Regions from separate parts of the Homo sapiens genome. Here all the other regions are linked to region 3. A link is a loop called in an ENCODE intact Hi-C map of the cell type or tissue named here. Cell type or tissue: natural killer cell. All regions are shown on one strand. Each heading gives the region's core, and the rest is flanking DNA. Links, peaks and the distances in the headings are about the cores only.

Evidence for each region. A loop is a pair of places that touch in the nucleus more often than their neighbours do. Peaks named below come from ENCODE experiments on the same cell type or tissue, not always from the same donor. Only the 100,000 strongest peaks of a DNase experiment are listed, where the experiment ranks them.
Region 1: a loop joins it to region 3, with 11 times the contacts of the local background. A loop is called at or near these places in 7 of 110 quality-filtered maps.
Region 2: a loop joins it to region 3, with 3 times the contacts of the local background. A loop is called at or near these places in 16 of 110 quality-filtered maps.

What each region holds. Positions count from the first base shown.
Region 1 is chr17:39,170,085-39,179,760 of GRCh38, forward strand. It overlaps CACNB1 (calcium voltage-gated channel auxiliary subunit beta 1), which reads right to left. Exons shown (of 14, transcript NM_000723.5): 12 at 7,900-7,995; 13 at 7,266-7,451; 14 at 3,369-5,573. The coding sequence ends at 5,109. It overlaps CACNB1-AS1 (CACNB1 antisense RNA 1), which reads left to right and starts at 4,545. Exons shown (of 4, transcript XR_934743.3): 1 at 4,545-4,633; 2 at 5,779-5,875; 3 at 6,923-7,251. RefSeq lists enhancers at 5,324-5,925, 6,702-7,203, 7,204-7,703. In natural killer cell, for the core only: CTCF peaks have their summits at 5,023 (motif pointing left) and 5,229; a DNase peak (open chromatin) is centred at 5,007.
Region 2 is chr17:39,234,910-39,244,585 of GRCh38, forward strand. It overlaps the pseudogene LOC101929578. Among named protein-coding and RNA genes, the nearest start is that of STAC2, 14 kb to the left of the region's middle. RefSeq lists an enhancer at 9,445-9,676. In natural killer cell, for the core only: a CTCF peak has its summit at 4,871 (motif pointing left); DNase peaks (open chromatin) are centred at 3,872 and 4,862; H3K4me3 peaks cover 251 bases; H3K27ac peaks cover 1,738 bases.
Region 3 is chr17:39,064,050-39,073,725 of GRCh38, forward strand. PLXDC1 (plexin domain containing 1) reads right to left here. Exons shown (of 14, transcript NM_020405.5): 12 at 8,401-8,436; 13 at 5,807-5,967; 14 at 1-3,910. The coding sequence ends at 3,791. It also overlaps the pseudogene RDM1P5. Among named protein-coding and RNA genes, the nearest start is that of LINC02079, 42 kb to the left of the region's middle. RefSeq lists an enhancer at 7,925-8,713. In natural killer cell, for the core only: CTCF peaks have their summits at 5,497 and 5,697; a DNase peak (open chromatin) is centred at 5,492.

The DNA of each region.
Region 1 (9,676 bases), core at 941-8,940, 110 kb after region 3:
CAGGCTGGTTGCGAACTCCTGACCGCAAGTGATCCACCCACCTCGACCTCCCAAAGTGCTGGGATTACAGGTATGAGCCACCGTGTCCGGGCTGCAAATGCAATTTCAGGCAGAAGGCACATGGGGCACAAATACACTCAGACACCTGCTTCCTCCTTCTCAAACCCCCAGCCCCCGCTTGCAGAAGCTGATGCATCCTGGGACAAGGGAATTAGCACTGAACTTGGGGGTCAAAGGCACCACAGAACTTGACATCTATATATCTGAGTTCAAATCCTTGCCTCATGGCTGTATAACTGTGGTCAAATAGTTTAACCTCTCTGAACTTTGTAAACTGGAGTTAATAATACCTGACATTGATTCAAAACATCAGACTCTACTCCAGACCTCTCTGTGGAGCTCCAGACCATGTACCCAGCTGTCTTTTCCTCTTCTCTCTCTTTTTTTTTTTTTTTTTTTTGAGATAGAGTCTCGCTCTGTCACCCAGGCTGGAGTGCAGTGGCGTGTTCTCAGTTACTGCAACTTCCACCTCCCGAGTTCAAGCAATTCTCCTGCCTCAGCCTTTGAGTAGCTGGGATTACAGGCGCCCACGACCACACCCAGGTAATTTTTGTATTTTCAGTAGAGATGAGGTTTCACCATGTTGCCCAGTCTGGTCTCGAATTCCTGACCTCAATTGATCTGCCCACTTGGTCCTCCCAAAGTGCTGGGATTACAGGCACAAGCCAGCACGCCCAGCCTCTGCTTCTCTTCTTGAATGTCCCACAGGCACCTCAAACCCACTTTGACCAAAGATGGACTGATCACTTCTGCCCCTAACTTCTTTGTTTTTTTTTACCTGCTTTTGCTGAGAAGACCACCATCAGCAGTCACTCCCTTTTTTTTTTTTTTTTTTTTTTTTTTAAGACAGAGTCTTGCTCTGTCACCCAGGCTGGAGTGCAGTGGTGTGATCTCAGCTCACCACAGCCTCGCCTCCTGGGTTCAAGCGATTCTCCTGCTTGGCCTCCAGAGTAGCTGGAGGCGTGTGCCACTGCACCCGGCTGATTTTTGTATTTTTAGTAGAGACAGGGTTTTGCCATGTTGGCCAAACTGGTCTTGAACCCCTGACCTCAGGTGATCCGCCCGCCTCGGCCTCCCAAAGTGCTGGGATTACAGACATGAGCCACCACACCTGGCCACCTCTCTTTCTCTCTCTTTTTTTTTTTTTTTTCTTTTTTTTTAGACGGAGTCTCCCTCTGTTACCCAGGCTGGAGTGAAGTGGTGTGACCTCAGCTCACCACAACCTCCGCCTCCCAGGTTCAAGTAAATCTCCTGCCTCACCTCCCGAGTAGCTGGGATTATAGGCGCCGCCACCACGCCTGGCTAATTTTTGTATTTTTAGTAGAGATGGGGTTTCACCATGTTGGCCAGGCTGGTCTCAAACTCCTGACCTTGTGATCCACCCACCTCGGCCTCCCAAAGTGCTGGGATTACAGGCGTGAGCCACCGTGCCCGGCCTCACCTTCCTTTCTCTTATCAGCCGCCTCCACTTGCTCTCCAAGAGCTCAAGATGCTAACATTTATTTATTAATTTAATTTCTTTATTGAGACACGGTCTCGCTCTGTCATCCAGGCTGGAGTGCAGTGGTGTGATCATAGCTCACTGCAGCCTTGACTTCCTGGGCTCAAGAGATCCACCATACCTCAGCCTCCCTATCACAGCCTCCCGAATAGCTGGGACTACACACGCAGCTAATTTTTAAAATTTTTTGTAAAAAGGTGGGTCTCACTATGTTGCATAAACTAGTCTAAAACTCCTGGGCTCAAGCATTCCTGTCCCCTTAGCCTCCCAAAGTGCTGGGATTACAGGCATAAGCCACCAAGCCCGGCCATCTAACTGCTAGATCTCTCTGGCCTCTTTGCCTCCCTTCCAGTCCCACTGCTGTGGCGTAAGGCAAACCCTCCTTTCGCACCTGGATTATCACAGCTGTTTCTAAGCTAGGCCTTCCAATCTATGCGCCAAACTGCAAACAAAGCAATCTTGCTAATTGCTTACAATCCTTCCATTTCTGCATACGAGCTTCAGGACAAAGCCCAAACTCCTTAACATGACTCAAGGCCCACTGTGACCTGCTCCTGCCAATTCACCTTGAGAGCACACTTTGGTGGTGAGGTGCCAAGAATATGTCATGCATGTCCCCTGCTTTCTCTGCCTTGAACACTTTCCCCATTTGTCTGCTAACCATGCTTCCAGATTCTACTCAAGCCTCACCTCTGCCAGGAAGCCTCAGCTGACCTCCCCAGGTTATGGGACTAACCCCTCTTTCAGGTTCCCACAGTACCCAATGCTCCCACAGTACCCAGTGCTCCCACAGCAGAGAGCACATTATGCTGTGCTGAAATAATCTATGGCCCCTACGTAGACTTGTGCCTGGTACATAGGAGGTGCTCAATAAACATTTGTTCAAGGAAGAAACACAGGAATGAATGATTCTGTAGGAAGGCAGTGGGAAATGCACTATGCTGGGAGGCAGAGACTAGGCTCTCATCAACTTTGCCATTGGCTCCCCCAGGGAACTGGGGTCAGCCACTTGACCTCTGGGCCTGCCCAGTTTCCCTTTCCTTTGATCCACTAACTCCTCATCTGTAGGGTCTTGGGGGATGTCTTTTGCCCTACACACACACACACACACACACACACACACACACACACACACTCACTCATGTTGGGCCTCAGCACTCAGGTAGCGGACTCAGGAATTTTAGTCCTCCACGGCGACCAGCACAAAAAACAAGAACCAGGGTGGGCACAGTGGTTCATGCCTGTAATCCCAGCACTTTGGGAGGCCAAGGTGGGTGGATCACCTGAGATCAGGAGCCTGGCCAACATGGTGAAACCCTGTCTCAACTAAAAATACAAAAATTGGCCAGGCGTGGTGGCAGGTGCCTGTAGTCCCAGCTACTCGGGAGGCTGAGGCAGGAGAATCACTTGAACCTGGGAGGCGGAGGTTGCAGTGAACCGAGATCGCGCCACTGCACTCTTCAGCCTGGGCGACAAGAGCAAAACTCCATCTCAAAAAAAAAAAAAGAAAAAGAACCAGGAGGGAGGGGAAATAGTTTGAGGGTACTGTGTGAGGCAGGACACAGGTGGTTGCAGTAACTGTCAGAAGTCCACATCCTGCCAGCTGGGGATGGGAGGAATGGGTACACTCACCTGCTGACTTTCAGTCTGGGACTGGCAGAATCCCTGATTTTCTCTGACCTGCCCCCACAAGTAGTCTGCCTCCCTGTCCCCAAAGCTGGTTAGCAGGAACGAGGGGGGCATTAGTGGAGCCAGAAGCTCAGCCCCTCCCTCTCCTGAGGTGTTGGGGCACAGTGATGCCACAAGAGCAGAAAAACAGTCATGTGTATTTAAGACATTGCACCAGTGGGTCTGGATCTCACCCACTGAGCAACATTGAGCTTCCCATTGCCTTTGGCTCTACTTGTGGAGAGACAGGTAAGTGAAGGGGCTCAGGGCCAGTGTGGAGCTGGGACTGCCCAAGCAGCTCCTGGCTTGGGCACAATACATCAGAGGGCCAAAATCAAAGGATCATCTTTTCTTTTGAGTCAATGACTCAGGGCACAACATCTTCAGGCACCCACCCTTTCAACTCCCCGTGCATATCAGCAGCTCCCAGGTGCCTACGCTGACGACTATGTGGCGAGGACAAAGAAGCAGGCTTGGGAGGCAGCCACAAAGGACAGGACAGTGGTTTTATATATGGCAAAATACTTCTCCTAGGGGAGTACAGACAAATATAGACAGACAGATGGGGGCACAGGACACCAGACAGGGAGGGGGGAAGGGAGGGCAGTGGTGTCTTCTAATCAGTAAGTGGAAGCTGCACCCCACCCCCAGGTGGAGGGTGGGACATTGGCACAGGAGGTGGCGAGACAGGCATGAGGTGCCCATCCCTGAGGCGGGCAGCCGGGCAGGCCCCAGTCCTTGTTGGCACACTCGGCTCTCTCTGGCCCAGCTGGGATGCTGGGGAGGGGCAGGGTTGCTGGGCTACAGGGATGCCAAGGCAAAGGGATGCCCCAGGGGAGAGGGGGTACCAAGGCCTCTCCTGGGGGAAGTGAACATGGGTAACAAACAGAATCACGAGAGGCAAATACAGAGCAGCAACAGCAGCAGCCAAGCCCCCCAGAGGAGATCCGAGGTCCCAAGGCAACCCCTGGGCACCATCCCACGGGTCCTCTCCCCTGGGGCCTCAGGGTGAGGGTGAAGGAGCAGTTTTTTGGTTTAAAATGAGGCGGACCAGAGTGTTCCATGGGCTCCACACCCAGGTGGCACAGGGATGGGGGGCTCAGATGCAGAGGGGCCCCCTCTACTAATGGCAGCAGGCAAGGGATGTTGGAGGCCAAGCTCATTCCTGGGGTAGGCAAAGGCTGAGGCATGGAGGTGGGGGGTGGGGAGCAGCGTCTCGGCCGCTCACTCCTCAGGGTTCTGGGCCCTGGACGTTGCCATGGCCACGGAGGGTAGAGGGTGCTGTATGCCTGCCAGCTTCCACCCAGAACCCTCCCCAAGACAAGCTCCCCATGGGGTGTCCATGCTATGGCTTTCACCGACCAGACGATGCTGCCAGGAAGCTGGGAGGAAGGGGCAGGCAGGGTGAGGGACCTTGGATCTGGGGTCTGGGGAAGAGAGCCCCCATGGGAAAGAATCTGTGGCCTCCCTTTCCAGGAAAAGCGCCCAGCCCTTCCCCAGTACTGCAGCTTGGGAGAAGGAGAGCCATCCCACTTAGGACCGTCACTTAGGGCCCCGAGTAGAAAGAGTTAAGGAAGTGCACCTTTTCTCTAGGAGGGTGAGGGAGGAGAGCCCCTTAAGATGGGAGAAAGGGGACACTTCAGAAAGGTGGGTATCCCCCATCCATCCACAACAGGCAGGTAAAAACCGACAGCTGGGGCTTAAGGGCCTCCCGGGAGCTGGGATGGTAACACCAAAGAAACCCCAAGCTTTGAGCAAAGGCATCTGAAAGGAGGGAGACAGCGCCCCCTGGAGGCGAATACATGTCAGGTGTGAGCCCCTCGCTCCCTCCCCTCCCCTGGGCTCAGAGCCCTTCCTCCCGCCGTGTGGCCCCTGCCTCTCAGCGAATGTAGACGCCTCGTCCCCAGCCCTCCAGCTCATTCTTGTTGCGCCCCAAAACTGGACCCCCACCCTCAGCGCAGTAGCGGGCCTTATTCCGGCCCCGGTTCCGGTTGTCGGTCAGCTCTTCCTCATAGTCTTCTTCCTCGTCCTCCCAGGATCCCTGTCGGGCTGGGGGCGTGCCGCCCCCTGCAGGGTCTCCAAGCCCTGGCCCCTCTGAGGGGTCAGTCTCCATGTCCACACATGAGTCTCCCAGCTCCGTGTAGGCAGAGTTTCGGCTGCCGGGGGTGTCGGCATCAAAAGTGTCTTGGCGGGACAGTGCCCGTAGCGTGCCTGCCCGGCCTGGTGGGTGGCTGCTGGGGTAAAGGCCTGGGGGCTGGCCCAGCTCCCCTGGGTACTCGTGCATGCTGGCGTGCTCCCCGGTGGCCCGTTCCAGTGGCTGGTCCCCGGAAGCAAGGTAGGGTCCCTGGTTAGCAGACGGACAGCACACACCATGCAGATCAGGCAGGGGTGAGAAAAACACAACAAAGCAAGGCAAGTTAGTGACAGCATTAAGAGGTCCGGCCTGGATGAAGAGGGTGCTGGCTCTAGAGGAGGGGCCCCGGGGACAAACGGCTCTGGAGCCCAGCCAGAGGACAGACCTCAGGGCATTTGCTCCTCTCTCGGGACAGGGGGCACCCGACCTTCAACAGATGTGAGGACATATGAACTCTCAGGGCAACTATGGCCAACAGCCGTGAGCCATGAGTCACCGCTTCCTCAGTGCAGGTCATTAATGCTATCTTGGGGCTAACTGTCATTAACAGCTCAGTATTGCCACTCATTAGCGGTTGATTCGGTTAGTCATTGCCTTTGGTTTTCCAAATATATTAACGGGATTTCAGCTCAAACCTGCTGACCCTGGCTTCTTCGACCCACACCAAACCCCAATCTCAGGCTTCCAGAACCCCATGCTTCTCCCACCATTCCCTAGTCGGATGACACCATCTCCAAGGCTGATGGGATTCCTCCCTTGCCCCCAACAAGCACTCAAAGCAGCAAGCTGGGGAAGGCTGCTGGGTCTCCCCCTCCTACTGAAGATGAAGAGGTGGCCCAGTGTCCTTATCATCAAATGTCACGTGGAGGTGGGGCACAAGAGGGGTTCCAGTCCCTCCCCTGCCATGTCAAGCTGTGTGACCCTAAGCAAACAGTTCCCCTCTCTGTGGCCTCATTTCTTGGTTGTAATGTGATGGGGGTTAGACCTGAGTAGCAGTTTCCAAACTGTTACCTAGAGATCTGGGGTGGCATTGGGTGGGAAGGGCACAGAAGTGCTTCAGGGGTCCCCATGGAGGTGGAGGGGAGGCCATTCCCCTGGCTCCCTCAGGGCAGAGCAAGGATGCATTATCTAACATCCTCAGCTTCCACGTAAGATTCATTGAACAAATGGGCTCTGTTGCTGAAAACAAATTTGAAAGCTACAGTCTAGAATGATTTCATGGGTTTCTTCTGGCTCTTAAGACCTTATACTTAATGGTGTGCCATCAAGAGGTGGGCTGTGGCTCCCATGGGAGGAGGGCAAGGCAGGATGGGTCTCCCATGGGAGGTCCTTTCCTGGACTTTAACTGGGAGAATGGTGGAAGGTTCAGCATCAAGTCATAGAAGATGCCACATTCTTGGTCCCTCTTGAGGGGCCTTGTGGAGTCAGGGCTCCAGGGAGGGAGAGTCCAGGTTTAACGTAGGTTTCCCTGGCTCTGAAGGCCCCTGCTCTGTTGGGTCTAAAAAGGGTGTGGAGTCCAGCGAATCAGTTTATCAGTCTTCCTCGCATGTCCTTCCTAGTCCCTTGTCTTAAAAGCGCTCCCATCAGGCCTCATATCCAGCGGGCAGCAGATGCGCTCCTATGGCACCAGGCCCAGGAAGACAGCACCAGAAGCCCCAGACCCATCAAAAACCACAGACACCAGAAGCTGCCGCTCATCTTATTTTTTTACAAAATAAAGCTCTTCCCTTCCTCCTCCATGTTCCCTGCACTCCAGTTCCGACCCCAGAGCAGGAGGGAAGACGGGCAGGGCGCCCACTACATGGCATGTTCCTGCTCCTGGGGCACCACACTGCCCCGCTGTGAGGACTCCAGCCCGCCCCAGAAGCCGAGGTTTCTCCTGAGCGAGGTGAGCACCTGTACCTGGAGGTTGGAGACAGGGGCAGGGCTGGCAGCCAGGGCTGCGGTAGCCATGGTGCGGTTCAGCAGCGGATTGGGTGGCGTGCTGCTGGGCGGGTGTGTGGCCTTCCAATAGGCTTCCAAGTACTCCGCCAGATGCTCGCAGGCATCCTCCAATTGGTTCTCATCCAGGATGATGTCAAACATTTCCTGTGAAGGCGGGGTTAGGGGGCAGGGCTGGGATGAGTGGGGCATGGCCAAGGGGGTTGAGGGTGTGGCCTGGGTGCAGTGGGTAGAGTCAAGGGATTGAAGGACAAGGTTAAAAAGAGGCCTCTGGATGTAGAAGGGAAGGAGAGCTCTCAGATCTACAGATTGGCAGAACTGCAAGAAGTTTTGGCACTCAGTCCAACTCCCTCATTCTAGAGATAAGGCAACCAAGGCTGGGAGACAGGGCTTGACTCTCCACGCAGAAGGGTGCTTCTGGGGCTTGAACCCAGTCTTTGACTGACGGGACCTGCGCTCTTCCCAGAAGACCAGTCTGCACCCACAGGCCTGACCCAGGTGTTCCTGGTCACCCTGTCTCTCATGTAGGCCAGAGGAAACCAGGACAACCCAAATGTTCTCCCTCCATTCCCTTCCCTGGGATCTAGGCACTCACAGGGGGGCACTGTGCCAGCTTTTCCGAGGCCGCTATTTGGACATTGAGGTGTTTGGACTGAGACTTTCCTCGGGACTTGATGAGCCTTTGAAGTACCTGGTTTGGGGAGAGAGAAAAGGAAGAGGAGCTAGAGGGACTCAGGCAATGCACCCAGTCAGAGAGGCGGGTCCTGGTTGGATCAGCATGGAGAGCCAGTGTCAAGACCCTTGAATGCTCCATAACTCTCAGCCCTGGGCACCTCTGCAGAAAGGACCTCAGCAGCCCTGTGTCTACCCTATGCAAAGCTCAGGCTCTCTCCTGGTGTTATGCCAGCCTTCCTTAGGGGCTATATGAAGGGCAGTGATTCTCCTTCTCAACTTCTCTAACATTGTTTGTAGGCCCGCCCACTCTCCTTTTTTTTTGTTTTTTTTTTTTTAAATTTTAGAGACTGGTTCTCGCTCTGTCACCCAGGCTGAAGTGCAGTGGTGTGAACATAGTTCACCTCTACCCTGGGCTCAAGCGAGCCCCCAGCCTAGCCTCCTCAGTAACTAGGGCTACAGGCACGTGCCATCATACCCCACTAATTTTTTTTAATTTTTTTGTAGAAACAGGGTCTTATTATGTTGCCCAGGCTGGTCTGAAACTCCTGGCCTCAAGTGATCCACTTGCCTCAGCCTCTCAAAGTGCTGGGATTATAGGCGTGAGTCACTGAGCCCAGCCACACCCTCTATATTAACAACGGCAACAACAACAGTCTTCCTTTATGGGGCACTTGCTACATACCAGCATTGTTCTGTGCTTTTCACATGATCAATTGAGTCCTGACAACAATCCTGTTAGATAGCTGCTATTATCATTCTCATCTCAACAACAAGAACCATAATTATAATAATGCAAAACCGGAAACTAATCATGAGGAACAATCACACAAACGCACACTGAGGGACAGACAGTCTACAGAATAGCTGTCCTGTACTCTGCCTAAATGTCAGTCTCTGGAAAATTCAAGAAAGGCTGAGGAAGCCTTCCAGATTAAAGAAAACTATACTGGCTGGGTGCGGTGGGTCACACCTGTAATCCCAGCACTTTGGGAGGCCAAGGCGGGCAGATCTTGAAGTCAGGAGATCGAGACCATCCTGGCTAACATGGTGAAACCCCATCTCTACTAAAAATACAAAACATTAGCCGGATGTGGTGGTAGGCGCCTGTAGTCTCAGCTACTCAGGAGGCTGGGGCAGAAGAATGGAGGCAGAGCTTGCAGTAAGCCGAGATGGTGCCACTGCACTCCAGCTTGGACAACAGAGCAAGACTCCGTCTCAAAAAAAAAAAAAAAAAAAAAAAGAGGGCCGGGTGCAGTGGCTCATGCCTATAATCCCAGCACTTTGGGAGGCCAAGGTGGGTGGATCACGAGGTCAGGAGATCAAGACCATCCTGGCCAACATAGTGAAACCCCGTCTCTACTAAAAAAATTAGCCGGGCATGGTGGCAGGTGCCTGTAGACCCAGCTACTTGGGAGGCTGAGGCAGGAGAACGGCGTGAACCTGGGAGGCGGAGCTTGCAGTGAGCTGAGATCGCCACTGCACTCCAACCTGAGCGACAGAGTGAGACTCTGTCTCAAAAAAAAAAAAAAGAAAGAAAGAAAGAAAGAAAACTAGGCCGGGCGCAGTGGCTCACACCTGTAATCCCAGTACTTTGGGAGGCTGAGGCGGGTGGATCACCTGAGGCCAGGAGTTCAAGACCAGCCTGGCCATCATGGTGAAACCCTGTCTTTATTAAAAAATAATAATAATACAAAAAT
Region 2 (9,676 bases), core at 1,083-9,082, 170 kb after region 3:
CTAGTCTGGGTAACAGAGCGAGACTCTGTCTCAAAAAAAAAAAAAGAAAGAAAGAAAAAGAAACAGACCCTCTATACTTAGAAGTGTTATACAAATAAACCTATATCCTTAAGTGTTAAATAAACCTTTGATGTACTAGGCCCTGGGGAAACGATGGAGTAAAGGGGAATATTTATTGAGGGCTCAATTATTGTCTTTACTTCTGGGGTAAAAGCTCTCATCATCCCCCTTATGCAGTTGCAACAAGAGGCTCAGAAAGGTTAAGTCACTTGCCCAAGGCCACACAGCTGGGCTTGAACTCTCAGAGTCCATCTCAAGAAACATGCTCTGGCTGGGCGCAGTGGCTCATGCCTGTAATCCCAGCACTTTGGGAGGCCAAGGCGGGCAGATCACCTGAGGTCAAGAGCTCGGGACCAGCCCGGCCAACATGGTGAAACTCTGTCTCTACTAAAAATACAAAAATTAGCTGGGCGTGGTCCATGTGCCTGTAATCCCAGCTACCCGGGAGGCTGAGGCACAAGAATCGCTTGAACCCGGGAGGCGGAGGTTGCTGTGAGCTGAGATCATGCCACTGCACTTCAGCCTGGGCGACAGAGTGAGACTTGGTCTCAAAAAAAAAAAAAAAAAACAAAAAGAAGGAAGAAAAGAAAATAAACGTGCTCTTAACCCCAACACTAGTGCACGTCTCTTAGTCCCTGCCCTCTGGGAGATTTCACTCTGGTGGGAAAAAAGACATTAGACAAAGTACGCAAACCTTCACTGCACGTTGGATAATTACCATGAAGGACCTTAGTAGAGCACTGCAAAGCCCAGAGACAGACGGGGAGAACATGAGCGTCAGCTGGAGGGTCTGTGGGAAGGGCTAAGAAGCAGGCAGCAAGTCTGAAATGTGAGCAAAGAGTCTTCCCCAGGAGAGACTTAAGGTGGTGCTAGAGAGGACCTCAGGTGGAAAAGACTGAGGGTTTGAGCCAGCCCTACTCACGGTCTAACTCCAGAGGGCGCTGTTCAGGGCAGATGGTGCCCTGTAAACTGTACCCGGAGGTGCCAGGGACATTTAGCTGGGACGGGGACCCTTCATCTCACTTCTGGGGTGGAGACATTTGTGTGCACAGATGCACAGACCACACAGTGATTGCCATATGGTATTGTCAGCTCTGTGTGTGTGTGTGTGTGTGTGTGTGTGTGTCCTGTAAGCGAAAAACATCCTACGTGCTCCAGTCTACCCCTTTCGTCATAATTTTGCCTGGAACTCAGGACTCAGCCCTTTTGACCACCCGCATGCGGGGAGCACGGGGTGCCTGAGCTCTGGATAGGGCAGGATTCTACCCACCCAGGTATCCTGAGAGACAGCCTGGCATACGGTAGGCACTCGAGAACAGTTTGTTGAATGAATGAATGAATGAATAGACAGCTTCCTCTCCCAGCCCATCCTTTCTTTGAGGGAGGGGCAAACTTCACTCTCCAGCTCTCCAGGTTGGAAAGGTGCCTGGGAATAGGAAACAAAACAAAATGTTTTGGCTGGAGTAGAAAAAGGCTCCAGCCCTGCTCAGACAGGCACGACTCCCCCCAGGCCAGCACCAAGCTACACAGGGACCCCTCCTACCCTCCTCTCCCCGTCTTCCTGGGATCCTGCTCTGCCCTCCCCAAGGTCTTGAGGGTGCCTCCCAGCCTGGAATCCAACTCAGGGCGTGGGGTAGGTCCTCACAGCCTTGGGGATAATGTATGGAGGGGACCTCAGGGCCTCTGGCTGCTTCTTTGGCCCTAGCAGCAGGAATGCCTCCATCACCCTGCTCCCCCATCCTCCCCACTTGGATTCCATCCAGACTCCTGGGGGAAGAAAGCCCGTGGGACCAAGTGCCAGGTGCCTGGAGATGCAGGTGGCAGAGCAGGGGACAGGCATCTCTTTGGCTCTGCCGCCCCCCAGGCAGGCCCCTCAGAATCTGGGAGCCTGGGTAGCTAGAGTCCCATGAGTCAGCCACATTTTAGTACCCCATCTCTGCTCTCTGCCCTAGTTCTGTTTATATCAAACACAGTAGTAGGAGGTGGGCAGGGGGCTGGGGCTGTCTGTGTACAGTGACAACATGTGCCCAGTGTGGAGAAAAAGGCCCACCCACAGGCTGACTGTATTTGTCCATAAACATGGCCTGCTCCAAGCCCCAGGGCAAGGAAGGGGCAAAAGGACCAGCCCCACTGGAGCTCCTGGGCTGCTCTAATGGGGAGCCCTCCTGGGCAAACCTCCCTCTCCTGGAAGCGCCACCCCCTGGAGTGTTTCCACAACAAGCTGGGCTGTGTTCTGTAAACTCCAGTCCCCTAGCTAGGTAGCCCCCAGCTAAAGGACAGGTGTCCTGCCACCAGTGCATGTGTGCGTATGTGTGTGTGTGTGTGTGTGTGTGTGTGGTCAGGCAGAGGAGGGAGGGAGGGCAGTGGGCATCAGAGGCCCTTTTGCAGGTCCCTGTGACGCTGTGTCTGCCTGTCCTGTCCCCTAGAGTGGACAGGCTTCTCCCGTGGCGTCAGGGGAGGGGCCGATCCCAGGGGTCTCCAGGATTCTGTGTGGCTTATGGATCTGGGGCCAATCTTGAAACCTGAGGGTGCCCCTCATTGCCCCTGGGCCTCTTGGGGACCAGTAGAGGACTGGACATCCATCCTTGTGACTTTGTTTTGCTGTACCCTCCCCTTCAAGTTAATGATTGCTGGGGAGCCCTTGGGACCCAGATCTTGATTCCCCCCAACCTGGGCTGCCCCCACAGGTCCGGAGTGTGCTAGAGCCCTGGGTGCTCAGCCAATAAGAGGCCCAGGCCCCGCCCCACCCTTTTGCGGGTGTGCTTCTGTGTATAAAGGTAGAGGCCCCAGGTGAGGGGCCAGTGGGTGCAGCCCAACCCCACGCTGAGCTGTTTCACAGCCGGCCCTGCCCCCTCTCCAAGATGCTGTTTTGGCACAACCAGCCGGAGCATCTATGGCCCAGTCCTGGGGACCTATACCCTGGGCCCCCCAGCAGCCTGCTCAGGTAAGGGCTGGATCCCCCAGGTCCCGGGGAAAGTGCTGGTCTGAAGTTGGAGTGGACATCATCCATTTCAAGCTGAGGGAAGTGGGGCTCCCATTCCCGGGCTCCTCTGGAGATGGGGAAGTGGTCAAATGTACCTGGAGTTCAGTGTGTCCTGGGACATCTCAAAAACACCCTGATCCCACTTAGGACATTTTTGTTGGGAATTTACTCAGTATCAGGCAAGCTTTGAGGTTGCAAAGACAAGTAATTGATGGCAGCTGTTGAGTAGAACAGCCACAAATCTGAGATCAGCACCTTCAGGGAGGCCTCCTGGAGGCCTGAGGAGCTGAATGGGGGTCCCTTTGGCCCTGGCTGCAGCTTGGGGACCTGCTACAGGAAACTGTGGGTTCCCCAGAGGGAAGGTCTGGCATAGAGAGTCAAAGACCTTTAGAAAAGGGGATGGACAGGGCAGAAAGCTGGCAGAGCCCTCCTCTTCCTGGCAGGGAGCCCCTGCCCTTGCCCTACTTGAAGCAGGAGGAGCTGCCCAACATCCCTGGCACGGAGCTGCCCTGCCCCATGTTCTAGTACGTGCTCTGTGCAGCCACCTCGCCAGCCGTGAAGCAGCAGGAGGAGACCCTCACCTACCTGAACCAGGGTATGCTAGGCCTGGGAGAGGGGAGGAGCTAGTGGGCAGTGAGCTCGGGAAGCTGGGCTCAGGGTGAGCTGGAGGTGGTAGGTGCCACTCTGCCCCTCAGAGTGGGGCTCACGCAACCCCTTAATCCCTCCCACGCCAGTCCTATGAGGTCCGGATGCTCTGCAGCTCCAAGCCGTGTGATGCCACCCAGTGCCCCCAGCTGCTGAAGGTGGGTACACTCCTCCCCGGAAGTGGCAAAGGCTGGGTATGACTGTTTCTCTGGGCAAGAAGCCAATGTCATCACAGTGATATCATCGTCACGGAGAACCCTCTCACGTCCGTCATTTAATTGGACCCTCACAACAGCTCCGTGGTGGGCAAGAATTGAAGAAACAGGCACAGAGAAGTTAAGTGTTTTCTCAAGGACACAGAGCCAGCAAGTAGCAGAACTGAGATTTAGAAACACATTTACACAGTGTAGGCTGGCCACAGTGGCTCACGCCTGTAATCCCAGCACTTTGGGAGGCTGAGGCGGGCGCATCACCTGAGGTCAGGAGTTCAAGACCAGCCATGGTGAAACCCCGTCTCTACTAAAAATGCAAAAATTACCTGGGCATGGTGGTGCACACCTGTAATCCCAGGTACTCGGGAGGCTGAGGCATGAGAATGGCTTGAACCCAGGAAGCAGAGGGTGCAGTGAGCAAAGATCGCACCACTACACTCCAGCCTGAGCAACAAAGCAGACTCTGTCTCAAAAAAATAATAATAATAAAAATAAAATTAGAAATATATTTACACAGTGTTATTCACACACATGACCTTTTCTCAAAAAATTACCTATTTAGCCCCCATTCTATGCCAGAAAATGTTCCATGAGCTAGGGATTCATCAGTAATGAGACAGATGTGGCTCCCTTCCTCAGGAGGCTTGCATTCTACTAAGACAAACAAGTAATTACACATATTCTGTGAAATGACCAACAGTGACATGTTGCAAAGAAATGGGTGGCGTGCCTAGGGTGGGAAGGCATTAACTCCCCCTTTTTACAGATGAGGAAACTGAGGCTCAGGGTCTCTAGATTACTTCTCTGGTTCACAGTCGTGAGTGGCAGATGGGCATTTGAACACGCATTGGTGATTCTAAGTCCTAATGCCTCCTGGGGTAGGAAGGGAGGTGTGGGAAGGTCAGCCTACACAGGTGTGAAAACTGGGTCCTCAATGCTGGCGTCCTCTGACTGTGCGCCACGCCCTCCTGTGGCTGCAGAGTGTGGTGCAGGTGATGTTCCACGACCCGCACCTGCAGTACACAGAGCAGCAGCGGCAGCTGGCTGGGTGGAGGTGGAGCCGGGCCCAGGGACCGCATCCTGGACATCGATGAGTGGGGAAAGGCCGGGGGCCCTTCGAGCCTGAGCTCTGGCTCAGGAGTCCTTGTGGACTGGGAAGGCTGAGCCTGGCTCCCTGCTTGCCACCCTGTGCCTGCAGATGTGCCACTGTCCGTGGGAGTGATAGAACCCCAAGTGCTGCTCTCACAACTCAACATGGTGGAGTTTCACTGGGACCCAACAAAGAGGACATCTCTCTTCCTGCAGGTGAGCCTGAAGCTGGGCCTGGGAAAAGGCTGGAGGTCAGAAGGGGGTGGCAACCGTGTAGGTGGAAAAGGAAGGTGAGTTTGGGCAGGGGTGAGGGGAAAATAAGAATGACTCTCGGCCAGGTGCGAAAAAAAAGGATATATATTTTTTCTTTGCTTTTTTTTTTTTTTTTTTTGAGATGGAGTTTCACTCTTGTTGCCCAGGCTGAAGCGCAATGGCATGATCTCGGCGCACCACAACCTCCACCTCCCCGCTTCAAGCAATTCTCCTACCTCAGCCTCCTGAGTAGCTGGGATTACAGGCATGCGCCATCATGCCCGTCTAATTTTGTATTTTTAGTAGAGACAGGGTTTCTCCATGTTGGTCAGGCTGGTCTTGAACTCTCAACCTCAGGTGATCCACCCACCTCAGCCTCCCAAAGTGCTGGGATTACAAGACTGACCCACCGTGCCTGCCTTACCACTTCTTAGCATGGATCTTACCCAGGTCCTGTAGCCTCTGTGAGCCTTAGTTTCCTCACTCTAAAGTTGGACTCTTTCACTGTTTTTCACGGGATTATGGGCAGGCTACTGTGAGTACTGGGTGTGAAGAGAGAAGATGCTGCTTACCCTTAGAATCCTGGTGCCAGGCCAAACACAGAGGCTGCAGGCTGCTCGGGGTGGCAGGCCTGAAAGGCTTCCTGGAGTGGATTGGCAGATTTAGCAAATAAAATATAGGATGCTCAAATTTGAATTTTACTTTATTTTTATTTATATTTATTTATTTATTTTTGAGACAGAGTCGCCCAGGCTGGAGTGCAATGGCGCGGTCTGGGCTCACTGCTGCAACCTCTGCCTCCCAGGTTCAGGTGATTCTCCTGTCTCAGCCTCCTGAGTAGCTGGGATTACAGCACAGGCCACCATGCCCAGATAATTTTTGTATTTTTAGTAGAGACAGGGTTTCACCATGTTGGCCAGGCTGGTCTCAAACTCCTGACCTCAGGTGATTCTCCTGCCTCAACCTCCCAAAGTTCTGGGATTACAGGCATGAGCCACTGTTCCCCATTTTATTTATTTATTTTGAAACAGAGTGTTGCTTTGTTGCCCAGGCTGGAGTACAGTGGTGTGATCCCAACTCACTGCAACCTCTGTCTCCCAGTTTCAAGTGATTCTCCTGCCTCAGCCTCCCAAGTAGCTGGGATTACAGGAGCATGCCACCATACCCAGCTAATTTTTGTATTTTAGTAGAGAGATGGGGGGTCTTATCATGTTGGCCAGGCTGGTCTTGAACTCCTGACCTCAAGTGAACTGCCCGCCTCAGCCTCCCAAAGTGCTGGGATTACAGGCGTGAGCCACTGCACCCAGCATTATTATTTTAAATTATTGTTTTTTTTATATAGAGAGGGTCTCACTCTGTCACCTAGACTGGAGTACAGTGATGCAATCATAGCTCACTGCAGCCTGGAACTCCTGGGTATAGGCAATCCTCCTGCCTCAGCCTCCCGAGTAACTGGGACTATAGGCATGTGCCACTAGGCCCAGCTAATTCTTAAATTTTTTTGTAGAGGTGAGGTCTCACTCTGTTGCCCAGGCTGGCCTCAAACTCCCGGCCCAAAGCGATCCTCTTGCCTCTGTCTCCTGCTGTGTGCTGGGATTATAGGTGTGAGCCACCACACCAGCCAAATTTAAATTTTAAATGTTTTTTAAAACAAAGTCTCTTGAACCCAGGAGGCAGAGCTTGCAGTGAGCCGAGATTGCACCACTGCACTCCAGCCTGGGCGACAGAGGGAGACTCCGTCTCAAAAAAAAAAAGAAAAAAAAAATTTTTTTAGTATAAGTATATTCCATGCAATAGTTGAGATACACTTACACTAAAAATTATTTGTTGTTCATCTGAGATTCAAACTTTACTAGGCATCCTGTATTTTATCTGGCCGCTCAACTACCCTTGAAGGGGATGTCTTAGCTCAGATGTGAGTAGGGGAGCTTTCTGGGTAGAGGCCTCTGGGGAAAACTGCAGGTGTGTTGGGGTCCTGATTAGGGAGGCAGGGTGGGTCAGTGGGTTCACTGACGGATGAGAAAGAGCAGCCGTGCAGCAATGCTTGACTTGACTCTTTAAGGTGATCCAATACCAGGGTTAGGAACTTTGCTTCTGGTCTCACAACCATGGGGAGCCATTGAAGGATTTTGACCAAGGGAAAGAACGTAGTAAAGTGATGCTTTAAGAATGGAAACTTGGGGCCGGGTGCGCTGGCTCACGCCTGTAATCCCAGCACTTTGGGAGGCCGAGGCGGGTGGATCACGACACAAGGTCAGGAGATCAAGACCATCCTGGCTAACACGGTGAAACTCCGTCTCTACTAAAAATACAAAAAATTAGCCGGGCGTAGTGGTGGGCGCCTGTAGTCCCAGCTACTTGGGAGGCCGAGGCTGGAGAATGGTGTGAACTTGGGAGGCGGAGCTTGCAGTGAACCAGCCTGACCAACATGGAGAAACCGTCTCTACTAAAAATACAAAATTAGCTGGGTGTGGTGGCACATGCCTGTAATCCCAGCTACTCGGGAGACTGAGGCAGGAGAATTGCTTGAACCCGGGAGGTAGAGGTTGCTGTGAGCCGAGATCACGCCATTGCACTCCAGCCTGGGCAAAAAAAAAAGAATGGAAGCTTGGCCGGGAGCTATGGTTCATGACAGTAATCCCAGCACTTTGGGAGGCCGAGGCGGGGGGATCACTTGAGGTCATGAGTTTGAGACCAGCCTGGCCAACATGATGAAACCCCCATCTCTACTAAAAATACAAAAATTAGCTGGGCATGGTGGCATGCGCCGGTAGTCCCAGCTATTCCAGAGGCTGAGGCAAGAGAATCGCTTGAACCTGAGAGGCGGAGGTTGCAGTGAGCCAAGATCACACCATTGCACTCCAGCCTGGGTGACAGAGCAAGACCCCGTCTCAAAAAATAAAATAGAATGGACACTGGTTGGGGATGGAAAGTTGCTGTCGTAGTATGTGGCTGACAGGTGGCAGGCGGGTAACGGGTTTTGGGTGGACTCCCTTGCATGTGGGTGGATCTGGAGTCGCCCTGTTTTCTCTGTTTCTTCTCCATCTCAGTTCACACCTCGGAAGAAAGGTGGAGAGAAAGGCATCCCTTTCCGCCTCCAGATCGACACCTTCAGGCCCAGTGACAAGGGGCTGCCGCTAGACCACCTGCACTCAGCTGGCTGCCTCATCAAGGTGTTTAAGGTACAGGCAGCAATGGGGCCCATTTTCCTCTCTCTCAGGGCTGTCACCTGGCCTCGCCGGCTGTGTGGGTTCTGGCCCCACGTTGCTGTGGATCCTCAGCCTGCTGTGCCCCATCTCTTGGACTGTTTCCTTTTCTGTACACAGAGGGATGGGGCTTGGTCTCTGTCTCACAGCCAATCCAACAGAGCCACTGAAGAGAGGCAGGCAGGTAAAGAAAGAGTCTTTGGGCCGGGCGCGGTGGCTCACGCCTGTAATCCCAGCACTTTGGGAGGCTGAGGTAGGTGGATCACAAGGTCAAGAGGTCGAGACAAGCCTGGCCAATAGGGTGAAACCCCATCTCTACTAAAAATACAAAAATTAGCCGGGCGTGGTGGCACGAGCCTGTAATCCCAGCTACTCGGGAGGCTGAGGCAGGAGAATCGCTTGAACTCAGGAGGCGGAGGTTGCGGTGAGCTGAGATCGCGCCACTGCACTCTAACCTGCACAACGGAGCGAGACTGCAGCTCAAAAAAAAAAAAAAAAAAAAAAAGAAAAGAAAGGAGCCTGAGGCTTTCCTCATCATCCTCCTGCAGCACAAAGGAGCGGAAACTGAAAATGGACCGTGAGAAGATGGAGAAACAGCCCCTGCATGAGAGGGACAAGTATCAGACCGCCTGCGAGAGCACTGTCTTCTTGGAGGTGTGTGTGTTGGGGCGAGAGCAGGAGGGGAGAGTTGGAGAAAAGATCCTCACGGTACAGATGGGGAAATGGAGGCCTCCAGGGCTCTGACTGCTGCAAGCCCATCACAGCCCCCTGGGGACTCCACCACTTCCTGCAAAGGACACTCTCTGCCCTGTCTGTGGTTGTTGAAGCTTCCAGGAGCTGACGCCCTCCAGGCTGCCTGTCCTACGCGGGCCATCGCCACCTCCTTCCTTGTGTGCTCCCTCTGCCTGGCCCCCTCCTCCTCCTGCTGCTCCTCCTGGCCAGCTCCTCCAAGGCCCTTCCTCACTGCCCCAGGCCCGCCGGGTGGTTAACTTCTTCCTTCCTGTGGAAACCCAGTCCACTTGTCAGGCCCCTGGTCAGCTCTTAATATACAGGTGGAGAGAAGGGAGCAATGACCAGCCTTGCTGTGTGTTTGCCTGCAGTGTTCGCCATGGCCGGAGTCCCCTGCAAGGCCCCGGCCACCTCTCAGCTCTCTGGCTCTGACCTCTCCCCACTCCTGCAGGCTCTTGTCCCCAGAAAGGTGAGGCAGGATGAGCACCTCCTGTCAGCCC
Region 3 (9,676 bases), core at 736-8,735:
TCCAATCTCTTTAGCAACAAAATACCTGTGTGTGCATATCTTATTGCTCAAAACATTAAACAAGGCTGTATACAAACACACACACAAACATACACAGATACACTGTACAGGAGACCCCTGATAAAACACACAAATTTTAAAAATTTATTTTTAAACAAATGCAGTGGGATGATCATAGCTCTCTGCAGCCTTGAACTCCTGAGCTCAAGCAATCCTCCTGCCTCAGGCTCCCAAGTACCTGGGACTACAGGCGTGAGCCACTGCACCTGGCCATGTAGTGAAGGACTTTCTAAGCAAGACCTTGACTTGGAAAGTTGCCACCAACTCCCCAGCTCTGTGAGAAGTTTTAGGGGCAGGGGGTTTAAATTATCAAATTTAGCTGGTTTGCAGGGGGAGTTCTTTCCCAGTGATGAGTTGGGGCTGCTTCTCCCCAGAGTAAAAAATGGCAGCAAATAAATGTTAGATCACAGCCTCTTCTTAGTCATACCCATTTATACATGTCATGAGGGTCATTGCCAAAGAAAGAAGTGAGTTAAGTGTAAGGGAATCTGGTCGGGGGTGGACCAATAACCAGACTCATCCGAACGCTTGGCTGATGGTTTTCCAGTTGCTCCGTGGTTTATCCTTTGTGAAGATGCAAGTGACAATCAGAGTTGGAAACGTGGGGCCTCAGCTCTGCTTGATAAACCAGGCAAGGAAGAGCTGAGGGTGGAGTAGGGGGGTGCCGGTGGAAGGAGGGTCTGAATTTGAGGAAGAAAAAGGACAGTGCAGCAAAGAGTTGGGTTCCTTTCAAGCTTCTAAAGGACACAGTGGGCTGTAACAGAGCTCTCTGAATGAGGGAAGCACAGCCCACCAGCAGAGCATTTACCACCTGTGTGTGTCTCAAATGGCCAGTGGGGCAGTTCCTGCTGTGGCCTGATTCCATGGACAGCACCACTCATCTCACTCCCCAACTCTAGCACACGTTTTCCCACTGGGAGCTCGGCCAACCATTTTGGATCCCTGAAGGGAAAGAATGTCAGGAGTGGAGGAAGGGGTGGTGATGCGGTGAAGCCTCTGCTGCTAGCCCCTGCAGGCAGAGAAAGTTCCAGATGCCTCGGCCTCAGTCAAAGCAAGCCTGGCTGACCCATAGGATGTCAGTGGCATGGGGAGTGGATGTATTTGGCGGCAGATGGCCTGTTTGTTTATGACAAAAAGTACTAGAGATGTGTCACCAAGAGAGGCCTATGGATTTCTTAAGCCAAAACACTTGGACAAAGTCTCCCAAAAAAATAGAACCAAGCATCTCATAGAGTTAATGATTGTCTACAGGATCCCTGACAATGTAAGCATTTCTTTTTCCGTTCTTTTTTTTTTTTTTTTTTTCGGAGACAGGGTCTCACTCTGTCACCCAGGCTGGAGTACAGTGGCATGATTATGACCCCCCACTGCAGCCTCAACCTCCCGGGCTCAAGTGATCCTCCTGGCTCAGCCTCCCTAGTAGCTGGGACTACAGGTGCACCCCACCACACCTGGCATTTTTGTTGTTGTTGCCCAAGCTGGTCTCAAACCCCTGGGCTCAAGCAACCCTCCCACCTCAGCCTCCCAAAGTGCTGGGAGTACAGGCACGAGCCATCAGGCTTGGCCAAATAAGCGTTTATTGGACAGATCCAGTTCTCCAAAGTTTAGAGCAGGTTAACTTGGTAGCTATGGAGTATGACCAGATGGAGACATGGGTCTTGTGGCCGGCCCTGCGACTGGCTGACAGTCCAGCAAGGCAAGGAGGTAGGTACTTCACACACTGTGCACACCCATCTCAGGCAGCCGTAGACCCCTACGCCTCCCCACCCCACAGGCACATGCAGGCTCCAGGGAAAGCAAGTAGTTGGCAGGTGCCTCTCCAACCTGGTGTCTTTGGGCATCCTTGCCCTGGGCGACACAGTGAGACCCTGTCTCAAAAAAAGTCCCTCCCATGCCAGCTGCCTGTGTCCCAACCACTCAGGTGCTTTGCCTCTCAACAGAATCCACCTGCAGTTCCCTGCTAGGTATGTCTCAAGGAGCCCTCTAGCCACCCGACTTGTCTTTAATGCCTATAAAATCCAGTTCAGAGGAGGAAAAATATTTATCAGGCAAGTCCTGCCTTTGGAGGTATGTACAGGCACTGACATCAGAACAGGGCAGTGAGTAAACCCGGCACCGAACAGGCCATCAGAATAGGGAGCCCCACATGGTAAATGTGGCTGCGCATAGCAAGCTCACCCAGGGAAGGCTGGGCTGCAGGTTGGGGTAAAGCCCTTGATGCAGGCTGTAACATGTTTTGATGCAGAAGTTATTGGTTCTGAGTAGAAAGGGCAAGGTAAGAGAGCAAAGCCTAAAAATGCAGTTTCCCCCTTGAGTTCTTTTCTCTCCTCTTATTTGACTTCCCTCCCATGATAACATGCCCCAAGGGCTGAGAGCCACTATACTGTGTTTAACAGATGGAGAGAATACCTTCTTTAGGCTTTCAGAGCTACAGAAGCTGGGGCTAAAATGCCAACTCTATAGCCATGAGGATCTGCTTTCTTTTTTTTTTTTTGAGACGGAGTCTCGCTCTGTCACCCAGGCTGGAGTGCAGTGGCACTATCTGAGCTCACTGCAACCTCTGCCTCCCAGGTTCAAGTGATTCTCGTGTCTCAGCTTCCTGAGTAGCTGGGATACAGGCAAGCGTCACCACACCCAGCTAATTTTTTGTATTTTTAGTAGAGACATTTTAATTATGTTGGCCAGGCTGGTCTCAAACTTCTGACTTCAGGTGATCCGCCTGCCTCAGCCTCCCAAAGTGCTGGGATTACAGGCGTGAGCCACTGCACCTGGCCAAGGACCAGCTTGTGAGTCTAGGGAACCTGGAATGCAGCAGCCCCAATCTTGACTTTAGTTAACCTGTGTCATATGCAGGGGCTTTAAAGGTGGCCAGGAGCAGGGCATCTGGCTATCTGGCTATCTCCAGGTAGTGGGTCGGGGAGGCTCTGAGACTGCTACAGAGCAGACCATTGACAGCCTGTAACTGAGTCCAAATTCATTCTGCTTGCTGCGTCATAGCCAATACGTTGAGAGACAAGGAGTTGGAGCAAGGAAAGGGACTTTATTTCGGAGAGCCAGCAAACCAAGAAGATGGTGGACTAATGTCCTAAAGAACCGTCTTAAAATTATGCGGGCTTTGCCTTGTCTTTTATGTTTAGGTCGGGGGAAAGGAAGGGGCTGACAACCGCAGACATCTGGACACCAGCAAGGGTCCAGGGGAGGTTTGCAGAACTTCTTTGTCCTTGGCTAACAGTCTGTCATGTGACAATAGCCAAACCTCCTCATTCCTATAAATCTTTAACAAAAACAGTTAGCTGTTTACATGCTTCCCCTTTAATCCCAGAGTTAGTTTTGCAAACGGCATGATTCCTGTTTTTGCGTTTTATGTCAGTGCTCTAAAGTTATCCTAGCCTAGGTGCAGGAATAGGTAAAGGCCCCTTAAACAAAAATGGAGTTAGTTATGTTAGTTCTTCTGCTGTTTCATGGTTACAAGACACAGAAGAGAACCCTTGCATCAAAACAGGATGAGATTAGGTTGTTGTTCCTATAAAAAATCCATGTGGTTGTTTTTTGGCCCCCTCTTCAATATTCGGGGTGTGCTGACGAAGCGAGCAGCAGCTCTGGAGCCATAAACCACCATCTCATCTCAGCCCAGGGCATGCTGGGAGAGGCCAGGAAAAGTCACTTCTCTTCTTTGCTTTAACTGTCTTTTCTGTGGCCTCAAAGTCTTCAAAGGGGAGACTTGGTGTTCTCAGCACTGCTCAGCCTCCATGAAGCCCTCCTTCTCATGGCCCGAGGGCTCCACCTCCGCATAGGTGGAATGGTCAGGGTGGCTGCGAAACTTCATGGCTGGCCAGTGGTGAGGTCTACGCTGCAGAAGGCACAGAGGCAAAGTCAGTGGGCATGCCCCCGCCCCCATGGGGACCCCACACTCCTGAGCGACAGAGCCAACCAAGACTGTCTCTTATAAGGGCCCTGGGGCACTTGGGCCTACCAGGAGCCACACAACTGACCTTCAGGGACCCTCTCCCTAAAATGTTCCGTGCTGTGATCCCCCAACCACTGGGAAACCTGCCGAAAGCTAGAGTGTGGAAGGAGGACACTTTATCCTTCACTGTGTGGTCTGCAGAACTCACAGCTGAAAGGTTCAGCAATACACCAAGTGGAGACCTAGGACTGCAATGTGAGGGAGTGGCTCAGAGATGGCTGGCATGATGCTTGAGGCTCTGAAAATGCCAAGATAACCCTCCAAGGTAGCACAGGATCCACATCAGAGTCAACAGGGGGCTTATTAAAATGCAGATTCTGGCCTGTGCAGTGGCTTATGCCTGTAATCCCAGCACTTTGGGAGGCCAAGATGGGCAGATCACTTGAGGCCAGGAGTTCAAGACCAGCCTGGCCAACATGGTGAAACACTGTCTCCACTAAAAATACAAAAATTAGCTGAGTGTGGTGGCACGTGCCTGTAGTCGCAACTACTCAGAAGGTTGAGGCACCAGAATTGCTTGAACCCAGGAGGCGGAGGCTGCAGTAAGCCAAGATTGTGCCACTGTACTCCAGCCTAGGCGACAGAGTGAGACTGTCTCGAAATAAATAAAATGCAGATTCCTGGGCCTGCCTTAGACCTGCCCTATCAGAATCCCTGTGGCCCAGGGATCTGCAGTTCCCAGGTGTTACCCAGGTAGGCTAAGACTTCAGAATGACTAAGCCTCCTAAGAAACTGGGGGAATGACCTAGGCCTGTGGGTTAATGAGGCTGGTGGGCTTGTGACCCACGTGGAAGAAACTAGGGTCACAGAGGCACCACTGCTGCACTCTGTGGGGAACTCGTAAGAAGCCAGAAGTGGAGGACTGGGGGCAGGAGCTGCTGAGCTCTGCAGCCCCGAGTGAAGGGGGCTGAGCCTCACATCCCATGCTGCCCCTCAGGCTGGCTCTTCAGAATTGAGACATTCAAAACTTAGTATCCTCAATTAAAGCTCCCAGAGGGCAGCTCTTATCATTATTTGGCTTGTCTATTTTATTTTTATTTCTATTTTAGAGATGGGGTCTCCTCTATTGCCCAGGTTGGAGTGCAGTGGTATGGTCAGGGCTCACTGCAGCCTCAAACCACTGGGCTCAAGGGATCCTCCCACCTCAGCTTCCCAAGCGGCTGGGACCACAGGTACGTGCCACCACGCTGGGCTAATTTTTTAAATTTTTGTAGAGACGGGGTCTCACTCTGTTGCCCAGGCTAGTCTCAAACTCCTGTGCTCAAGTAATCTTGCCTTGGTTTCTCAAAGTGCTAGGATCTTAGGAAGGAGCCACTGCACCTGCCCCTCAATTTTAGCCTTAAAAGCAGGTATCAGTAGGCAAAAGAGGCAGAGACCCTGGTTCCCTCATGGCTTTGAGTAAGTACTGAGCCTGGCATTTGGGCATGAGAGACCATAAATCACTGGAGATAGGCTGCACAGCCACTAGATGAGCACTATGTGGCACTGTGGCCTTCTTTCTTTCCTCTGGGGATTTTTTCTGATTTCACAAATGGGGGAACAAAAGCAGAGGGGCTGTTCCACAGGACAGGAGGGCCGAGGGAGTTCTGAGGTGCTGATTTATCAGGGTGCAGGACTTAACGGGCGCCAGCCATCTCGAAATGTGCCAGGATGGGGTGGATGAAGTTTTCTCAGGTATGTGGCAGGGGAGAGGGAGAAGGGGAGAGGCAGGGACCGAATGGCCCAGGAGACGCCGACGCAGAAGCAGACAGGAGCCCTGTGGCCACAGATGACACGGACCTCGATGAAGAAGAGCGCAGCATTGGATGTGGGGTGGCCATTGATGTAAATTCCAGCCAGGATGATGGCCGCCACGAGGAGGACTGCCAGCACGATGCCCACGATGGTGCCCAGGTGCACAGGAGTGCCCTTTGTCTTGGGGGACAGGTTGTTCTGAAGGCCTGTGGAGAGATCATTAGGGCAGACAGGGGCTGCAGGGGAGCAGGGAAGGTCGAACCATGGGGTCTTGGGTTCTAACAAAGTCTCAGAGATGAAAGCCGACAGAGCCTTTGGGTCCACTTATCCAATACAGGAAGAGGTTGGGTGGGAGTTGGAATCATTATGAGTAAGGCATTCATGTTCTTGACACCATCTGGGTAGTTTTCCAAAATCATGTAAAAGTTGCCCCAAATGTCTAATAAGGATCATAAGAGAAGTTCTCTCTGATATCTGTGCCACTACATAAGTGCTATTAAGGAATTCACAAAGGGCATCGGAGGGTTAAGAGTTTGGGATCTGAAATCTGGCTGCCTGGGTTGAAATCTATGCTCTGCCACTTACTAGCTGTGTGACCTTGTGCAAATTATCTAACCTCTCTGTGTCTTCATTATCATTTCTTTTGAACAAGGATAATAACACCCACCTAATAGGGTTATTGTGAAGGTTAAAATTAGATGATCCATGTCAAGCACTGAGGACCATGTCTCCCATTTTGGATGACTTCAATAAGTATTAGCTATTATGATGGCAAATGACCATAGTTTTTCCTATCACTGTCCACTCCCAGATTGTGACCTCTTGCAGGGCAAGGATGATGTCTTATTCAACTCTGTGTCCTCAGCTCTTAGAAAAACTGGCAGGGGCTGGCCGCAGTGGCTCACCCCTGTAATCCCAGCACTTTAGGAGGCCGAGGCAGGCAGGTCACCTGAGGTCAGGATTTCAAGACCAGCCTGGCCAACATGGTGAAACCTTGTCTCTACTAAAAATACAAAAATTAGCCAGGCATGGTGGCACGCGCCTGTAGTCCCAGCTACTCAGGAGGCTGAGGCAGGAGAATAGCTTGAACCTAGGAGGCGGAGGTTGCAGTGAGCCGAGATCGCACCACTGCACTCCAGCATGGGCGATAGAGTGAGACTCCGTCTCAAACAAAACAAAACAACAAAACTGGCAGGCCCGTCAGAGAAGCTCAAAGAAAGTCTATGGGATGATCTAGGTCCTCTGGAAGCTAATAAGCCAACAGTCACCCTCTGAGAACATCCTAGGCACTTGAAATACGTCCCGGGGGAGAGAGTATTTTCCACAGAGCTGGAAGCTCAACCCCTTTTGTGCATGACTGAGGTAATGGAAATAACAGAGAGGTTAAGTGATTTCCCCACAGACACACAAATTCAGTGCCCACCACTAAAAAACCTAGTTCCCTGACACTACCTTGGGTGGCTATTTGCCTCTTCACCCTATCCTAAAAGAGATAATGAGGTAGAGAAGACAGATGAGCAGGTTGGCAACAAAAATGTTGCATTCTTCCTACATAGCTAGTGGGTGGGTTGGGAGGGAACTAGGGGTGGCAAGTTTTAATGGGATGTTGCATGCACTCAGAACCATTGTCTTCCCCATCCCCTTTGCTCTGCTCTGCACTCTGTAAGCAGAGGACACCCAGGAGAGAAACTATCCTGGGGCACTCCAGGGCATGGCTAGGGCCTCTGTCTGCCAACAGGTGGGAGGACTGAGGTGAAATGCCCCAGGTGAGCCTCCCCTGACCTGGATGGCAATCAGCCCGCAGCCTGCAGTGGCTCTGATGATTTGATGATGAAGGCTTCTGCTGATGAGCACATGGTGCACAGCGAGGGGATTATGGCCCAGCCACCCCCACAACACACACACACACCCACTGCCTATGGAGGAGCAATGGCTCCACCTCTGCTGGGGGACACCATCACACTGTGCTGCATTAATAATCTTTCCTCTCCTGCTGGAAGCCCTGATGACAATCTCCAGCCCCCGGAGCTGGAAGGCACTTTCATCTCTACTCTTGCACAGGTTGCCGCAAAGGCCTGAGCTGGCTCTGGGCAAAGGGCAGGGGAGGTGGGGGCAGCTCCCACCCTCAGAAAGGAGATTATCCTTCTAGGTAATCCTAGGAGGCTGCAGGGAGTCCCACCTTCTGGCATCCTGCAAAAATTGTAGCGGACAATTTTATGTCCTCTGCCAGCCTGAGTGAGGAAAGAGAAGCTGCTCTCCACCCCTTGCTGACTATGAGCCCATGGGGATCAGAGGGGATGGCCACAGGCCCCACCTATACCTGCCCTGGCTCAGTCCTTCCCCTCCTCCCACTCCTTTCTGGGCAGTGAATATTCAAGGACAGAGAGCCAGGAGAAGAACCACAGGAGGTTCAGGGCTGAGATGAGAAATGTCTAGGGTAGACATGTTCCTTCGATCTAGGGCACCTGTGCCCAGAAGCCCCCCTGCCTCCCCACCCAGCAGGAGGTCTGGGATGCTCAGGCTGCCGTTGCTCCCTCTCCGCACTCATAAAAATAGCCCAGGCGACTGCTGCACCCTCTTCTGGGGTGGGTCCAAGAGGCGCTGGGTCTGACGCTGAGGGCAGGCAGTTCTGTACTCACCGTCTCCTCCTGCATAGGGATTCAACTTGGTGTCATCTTCAAAGAGAGAAGACAGAAGGAGCAAGATTAGTGGAATCATTACAGCCTTTGTCACTCTGAGTCCAGATGGGATGAAAGTTCAGCCCAAACTTTCATTTTAGAGGTAAGGAAACTGAGGCTCAGAGAGGGGAGGAGACTTGCTCAAGTCACACAGCAGTTGAGTGTAGCTGGAGGCTGGGGAGTAAATGAGCGGGGACTGGTGAGAGATGAGGCTGGGAGTGGAGGGCCGGCTGCCTGGAGAGCAATAGGAGGCCATGCACGTTCTTCTGTGGGGCGACAGAGAGATGTGTAAGGGTTTGAAGAGGGGCTTTATGTGTCACAAGGTCAGATCAGCCTGGAGACTCCCTGGGGCTGCAGTGTGCAGGAGAGAGTCCCAACCCACTTTCTGTCTATACCTCGAGGCCTGTAGCCTGTGGCTTTCTAAGTAAGTTTCAAGGGTCCACCCTTCCTGTGGTTCCTTCCCATGCAGATTTTTATGGGGAAAGAAAAGCAAGAGTTCCATGTCAGGAGAATGCTGTAAATGACTGAAGATTCTTGCCCTAAGCACCTGAACTTTATTTATTTATTTATGTATTTTAGAGAGAGGGTCTTGCTCCGTCACACAGGCTGGAGTGCAGTGGTACAATCACAGTTCACTACAGCCCCGACCTCCTGAACTCAAGTGATCCTCCCACCTCAGCCTCCCGAGTAGCTGCGTCTGGCTAATTAAAAAAGATTTTTTTGAGATGAGGTCTCACTGTGTTGCCCAGGCTGGTCTCCAACTCGTGGGCTCAAGCAATCTTCTTACCTCAGCCTCTCAGAGCACTGGGATTACAGGCGAGAGCCACCTCACCTGGCCTAACAAGGTATTTAAACACAACTTTGAATCTATTTCGTTACTGCAAATTGAAAACAATGAATTGATTCATCAAAACTAAGCAAAGGAACTTAAATATCACTGGGCAAATTAACTTGATTTGAATCAACTTGTTGCAAATCTAGACCATTGAAGATCAATTATGGCTCAGTCTGCACCTACCACTGGTAGACAAAAGGACACAGTGCCGCCCACTGCCAGTCCCTCCCAGAGTGACTGAAGGTGGCCACACTGTGCCCACGCAGCCTCTCTCCCACTCACCAAGGGCTGGTTCCCAGCTGCCATCTTGCTGGGGCTCCATGTAATGCACATTGGCTCCTGAGTTAGTGGATCACATGAGAACTCACACAGGAAGAAATGCATGCAATGTTGATCAAATGA